Linked DNA regions of Homo sapiens: region 2 is linked to region 1. Evidence: read pairs that join two places in POLR2A ChIA-PET (ENCODE). Cell type or tissue: PC-3. All regions are shown on one strand. Each heading gives the region's core, and the rest is flanking DNA. Links, peaks and the distances in the headings are about the cores only.

Region 1 (3,172 bases), core at 490-2,989:
AGAGGTCTCACAGACAAGTAATCAGATCCAGCCTACGGTAAGGAGAAGTTCTGTATCTGAGATCTGAGGCAGGGAAGCCAATTAGGAAGCTGCTCAAAGATGAAGGCGGCGTCAGCGCAGGTTCCGTTGCGTGGTGCAGCCATCTCTGGCTCTCACGTTTCCCACACATGTTCACTAAGCCCCTGTCTTGGCAAGCCATACCCTAAGCCACAGAGGACCAGGATTAAAATCAGTGATTTTCAGGGAGGGGTAATTTCCCCCACCTCATTCCCCTGAGGGATATCTGGCAACGTTTGCAGACATTTTTGTGCCACTGGTATCTGAAGTCAGGGTTGTGGCCAAACATCCGACAAGGTACATGGCCGTCCTTCCACAAAGAACTGTCCAGCCCCAAATGCCAGGGGTACCAAGGTTGAAAACTCTGGTAAAGAACCTTCGAAGGCACCAGGTTAAGTGCTTCAAAAGAACAATGCCCTGGGTGCTCTGGGAATGTGAGGGAGGAGCCAGCTGTGCCACAGAGCGGGGACAGCTGCTGGAGAAGTGCCACATTTGAGTTGGGTCTTGAAGGATGAATAAGAGTTCTCCAGGAGGAGCGTTGAGACACACGGCAGAGGTGGGGAGAAACCAGGCAGGAAACAGCATGTGTACCTGGGTCCTCTCAGCCCCACTGTGGCCTCCTGTGTGTTGCTTTTGGTACATTTCTTGCCCTGTTGGAGGTAACGGGAGGGATACTGAAGCCATCTTTGAGGTAAGAGAAGAGGTTTAGCCTCATGCGTAAGACTACTGGAGAGATGGCCTTGCCCAAGAGTAGTTGGAGATGCTTCTTTGGAGAGTGACCTCCACCTTCTGCAAGGCCCTTGTTAGGGACAGCTGTGGACACAGGAAAGGGCCCTGTGTGCGTCTCTTCGCCGTCTCAGTGATGGGCAGGCACTCCCTGCCCTGGCGATGTGCCTGCTCCTTAGACCTGTGGGTCCTTAGCTTTGGTCACCTTGCTTGTCACTTCTACGTATGGGTCCTGCCTGCTCTCCAGGGAAAGGCCAGCATCCCACCCCTACCCCCGCCCCACTGTCCAATCCAGTGTATACCCCTGAGCACCTCTCTGTTCTTTGTTGAGTGTATTTTGTGCTGGTCTGTGGCTGAAACTTGGTGTGCTTGCCTCTTCTGTTTCCATGCCTGCGAGAGTGGGAGGAATGTTATCATGGGATCAGTGTAAGATTTAACGGAGCTAATTCGTAAAGCATCTTCAGAAGGTTGTCTGGGCCCTGGCAGGGACCTCTGCTCTTGTCTTCATGACTGCCCTGTTGGGTGGATACCCTCATCTCTCTTTTGAGAGGTGAGGATGCTGAACCTCTGGAAGGTGCTGGAATTTGAACCCTGGGAGCCACCCCCAGGTCTACCTTTGCAACTCATCAGTTAAGGCCCTGGTGGGCCCTGGGTGGGGAGTAGGAGAGGGGAAGACTGAAAACGGAGGTGGTGGTGTCCCGCTCACACGTAGTCCAATGAGGGGTGCTGCTGTGCAGGGCCACACGGTGAGTACCCCCAGGCCTGTTTCAAGGCATCTGAGGCTGAGCTGGGAGGCAGGAGGGGAAAGTCGTTCAGGGCATGGCGGCCTGTGAGTGACCACCCCGTCCTCAGCCAGCTCAAGGAGCTGCCTGTACACTGTTTGGAAGCACACAGCTGGTTGGCCAGTGCAGACTTTATTCTCTGTATTAAAGAATCACACTAACATTGAGACCAACCGTAAGGAAGACAACAAAACCACAGGGAGGAGTAAAGGCCGCCACATATGGTCCCTGATTTGCAGTGACGTGACCTGGGATTGTGTGAAGGTGTTGAGCATTTGTTACCTCCCTTGACTCACCGTGCTGTTAGTTATATGCTCATAACCCAGGTGAGTCAGCAACTGGCCCTGAGTTCAGGTCTGGCGCTGCCACTTAACAGCTGGGTGGCCTGGGGCGTATCGCCCAGTGTCTGCCTTGGTTTCTTTGTCATGTGGGATTATGAGGTTACCTTCCTTACAGCAGGTGTTGTGAGGTTTCAAAGAGAATCCACTGAGGGGCCCACCCAGGGCCTGTCTGAGAGTGAATAGTAAGTGGCCGGTGGGGATTTGTTTCTTGATAAACAGCTACCAGGCTCCAGCCAAGTTCTGGTCTTTGTCGGTATTTGGCAGCTGCTATGGTGAATCAAGTGTGAACCTTCCCCACTCTGGTGTCCACGTAGTACAGAAGGCAGGTGGGGCACAAATGATGTGTAGTCCAAGGTGGAAAGTAGTGAGGGCAGTGGGGTGGGAGTCAGGGAAGGTGGGGGTTCAGGGTGGGAGAGATGATTTCTAGCTTGGAGCATCAGGGAAGGCTGCTTGGAGGAGAAGCCCTTTGCCTGGGCCTTAAAAGATAATTAGGAGAAGGCGTTGTGTTGTCGCAGAAGTTTACATTCCTGCTTTGGAGCTGAGGTTTTTTGCTGTCATTCAGCCTTGGCCTTAGTTGTAGTCACCAGTGAACATAAGGGCCCTGGCCAGTTATATTTGCACAGGTCAGTTACAGCAGTAACAGCTTTCAGCCTCTGTTGCTTGCAGGAACTTGGAGTATTTACAAAGCCAGTGCCCTGACTGGAAGCTCACGCTCACTTGGCCTGGGTGGACCATGGAGGACGCCTGAGACTTTCTCTGGGGTTCCCGGGGACAGTTGGCAGCTAAAGGAGGGCACAGCAGGCCCCTTCATCAGTGTTGTGTCGTCATCTGCTGAAATGTTTTTTGCTTGGGCAGGTATCTCCAACCTTCTAGCATGTTCCATCAGGTTCACTGTGGGCCAGGAGCTGAGATACCAGTGGCAAGCCTTGAGACCCAAGCCCCAGGACCCAGGGTCATCACAGCCTACCTGTAAATTGGAGTAGTGACCTCTGGCCCCTCCGTCACCCACCTGAGACTGGGAGGACATAGGAAAGTAAGAGAGCTTTGAGGGGCTCAGGGCTCACTAATTGTAAATGTTGCTGCCTGGGGCATAACAGAGTTACGGAAATGTCGCTTCTGTGTGCTTGTTTGCATGACCTGTGTATTATAGCGAGTCTCAAAGGCGGCACAGACATTGTACAGGTGCCGGGGGGGAGTATGTTTAGGTTTGCCATTCAACAGGATTCTCAGAAAAAGACCAGCTATTCCTGGGCAGGATGCCTCAGT
Region 2 (3,172 bases), core at 290-2,789, 1.3 Mb before region 1:
TAAAAATACAAAAATTAGCTACTTGGGAGGCTGAGGCAGGAGAATCACTTGAACACAGGAGGCAGAGCTTACAGTGAGCCAAGATCATGCCACTGTACTCTAGCCTGGGTGACAGAGTAAGACTCTGTCTCAAAAAAAAAGGTCAAAAAATAACAGATGCTGGCAAGGTTATGCAGAAAAGCAAACACATATACACAGTTGGTGGGAGTATAAATTTTCTCAACCATTGTGGAAAGCAGTGTGATAATTCCTCAAAGAGCTAAAAACAGAAGTAACATTCCACCCAGCAATCCCATTACTGGGTATATACCCAAAGGAATATAAATCATTTTATTAAAAAGAACACACATATGTTCATTGCAGCACTATTCACAATAGCAACATGGAATCAACCTACATACTCATCAATGGTAGACTGGATTAAAAAATGTGATATATATGTGATATATATATATATACACGCACCATGGAATACTATGCAGTCATAAAGAAAGTCATAAAGAAAGAATGAGATCATGTCCTTTGCAGGAACACGGATGGAGCTAGAGGCTATTATCTTTAGCAAACAAATGCAGGAATAGAGAGCCAAATGCGATATGTTCTCACTTCTAAGTGGGAGTTAAATGATGAGAACACATGGACACAAAGAGGGGAACAACAGACACTGGGTTCTACTTGAGGGTGGAGGGTAGGAGGAGGGAGAGGATCAGATAAAATGACTACTGTGTACTAGGCTTAGTACCTGGGTGATGAAATAATCTGCACAAGAAACTCCCATGAGGTGAGTCTATCTATACAATAAACCTACCCATGTAATCCTGAACCTAAAATAAAAGTTTAAGCAAAAGAAACTGCCAAACTGTTTTTCAAAGTGACTATACAATTTTGCAATTCCATTTGCAATGTATGAGAGTACTAGACCAGTAGAGAGTCTACAACCTCATCAACTCTTAATATTGTTAAGTATTATTGTTGTGGTTATTATTATTATTATTGCAATTCTAATACTTGTGTAGTGTCATCTTATTGTTGTTTTAATTTGCATTCACCTAATGACTAATGATGTACCTCTTTCCACATGCTTTTGCCATCATGTTTTCTTCAGTGAAATATCTGTTTAAACCATTTTTCTAATTTTAAATAATTTTTCTTTCTGCTGAATTTGTTAAATAATTTCTAAACTTATGATTTTTTGGGGGGTGGGGGATGGAGCCTCGCTCTGTCGCCAGGCTGAAGTGCAGTGGTGTGATCTCGGTTCACTGCAACCTCCGCCTCCCGGGTTCATGTGATTCTCCTGCCTCAGCCTCCCGAGTAGCTGAGAATACACGCATGTGCCACCATGCCCAGCTAATTTTTGTATTTTTAGTAGAGACGGGATTTCACCATCTTGGCCAGGATGGCCTTGATCTCTTGACCTCGTGATCCGCCCACCTTGGACTCCCAAAGTGCCGGGATTACAGGATTGAGCCACTGCGCTCAATCTGATGTTTTATCAAGTAAAAGCTACAGAGTCAGAATCATAATACATAGAATTTGAGTGAATGATAGCAATATGAAGCTAGATTTTAAGAAGTCGAAAGGCTTACAGTTCTAGATCACAGCTTCTCAGAGTTTAGTGTGCAAACAAGTCACATAGGGATCTTGTTCAAAATGTGGGTTGTGATTCATCAGATCTGGGTGGAGCCTGAGAATGTGAGTTCTAATACAGCCCCAGGTGATGCCAATGTTGCTAGTTGATGCATCACATTTTAAGTAACAAGAGACTAAAGGAATCTGGTTCAAATTACCTTTTTAGAACCCCAAAGCTGAACAACACTCAGCATGTAATTATGTTTACCTTTATTTTTGGAAGAAATAGAAACATGTAATTAATAAATACATCAAGATAGTTGCAGCTCCTTTAAGACACAGTGCAAACAGCTAGAACTTGAATAGGTATGTCACAAAGTCCCTGTAACAAAAACCTCTCCAAAAATTATGTTGTCATGTTTAATTGGTTAAAAAAAAAAATTCGCTGGTTATGGTCAAAACTTTCTGTGTCCTTCTCCTGTAAACATTGGTGTGGGAGTGGATGAGTGGTGTTCAAATGGCGTAGGACCTTACTTAAAAACATCATATACAGGGGATTGGAAATAATTTGAGTACTATATAAATGTCGCTTAACATTGCATAACATATAAAATAAAGTGACAGTAGAAAAATCCTTTTATTTTGCAAGTCTCATCAGAACCTGGAATTTTTGTTGCACTTCTAATTTTAAAAGACAGAGAATCTGAAGATTCCAGAGAAGAGAATCATCTATGATTTTGGCAATGCAAACACTGGTCTTTAAGAAGGTAATTTGTATTTTAAGGAGTAAGCAATACGATCCATTGAGATTCAGGAAGAAAATATTAGAGCTTCTACTTTCACACATTTTTAAATTGAAAAAATAAGAAAATTATATTACACCAATGTTTACTATATCACTTGACACATGGACCTTCATTCAGTCTCTATGTCATAGACTTACCTTGAAGAGTTTCATTTTGGATGTAAGTTTGAAATATTTTGGGGACATCCAAACAAGGATGTCAAGGAAGCAGCTAGATAAGTGATCACAAGGGAGAGAAGGGCAGATTCATAAACCAAGAAGGTGTCTGAATATAGAAGGAGTGGATGGGATGCCTTTGGTGACAAAAGCAAGTGTAACTAGGAGGGGAGTGTAACATTTAGAGTTTGGGTACAAAAGGAAGAAATGAACAAGGAGAACTGAGAAGGAGGCAAGGGTCAAGGGTGGCAAGAGAAGCAGGCGGGTTTCCAGGAAAAAATGATAGCGTGTCAAGAAAGACGGATTAACCACATTAAATACTGCTGGAGGGTTGAGGAAAATGAGGGCACAGTATGCCTACTGGATTTGATTACACGAGCACTATGGTGAACTCAGCAAGAGAGCAGCTATCTCAGAAGATTCCGTGAAAACTGGAAGCCGTGGGTCCATTGTTTAAGCAAGGACATTTTCTCCTTTGGTTGTTAACAAAAGTTGATTTTATTCTGGTGTAAAGAAATGCATGCATCTTGTTTTAGTGTGCTCAATGTGTGCTCAATGCATTTTTGAAGATCAAAGACATGCAAAAGGCGACAAACAAAAATATTTTTAAGTCAATCACCAAGACTCCTATTATCTAAAAGC

What was found. Peaks named below come from ENCODE experiments on the same cell type or tissue, not always from the same donor. Only the 100,000 strongest peaks of a DNase experiment are listed, where the experiment ranks them.
Region 2: POLR2A ChIA-PET joins it to region 1 with 9 read pairs; 3 of 35 experiments call an interaction of 5 or more read pairs at or near these places.

The regions. Positions count from the first base shown.
Region 1 is chr4:10,107,985-10,111,156 of GRCh38, reverse strand. The region is part of intron 2 of WDR1 (WD repeat domain 1); the gene reads left to right. Among named protein-coding and RNA genes, the nearest start is that of WDR1, 7.2 kb to the left of the region's middle. RefSeq lists an enhancer at 2,959-3,172. In PC-3, for the core only: no CTCF peak of the experiment used is centred there; a DNase peak (open chromatin) is centred at 1,836; H3K27ac peaks cover 1,534 bases.
Region 2 is chr4:11,450,427-11,453,598 of GRCh38, reverse strand. No RefSeq gene overlaps it. Among named protein-coding and RNA genes, the nearest start is that of HS3ST1, 23 kb to the right of the region's middle. In PC-3, for the core only: no CTCF peak of the experiment used is centred there; a DNase peak (open chromatin) is centred at 1,668.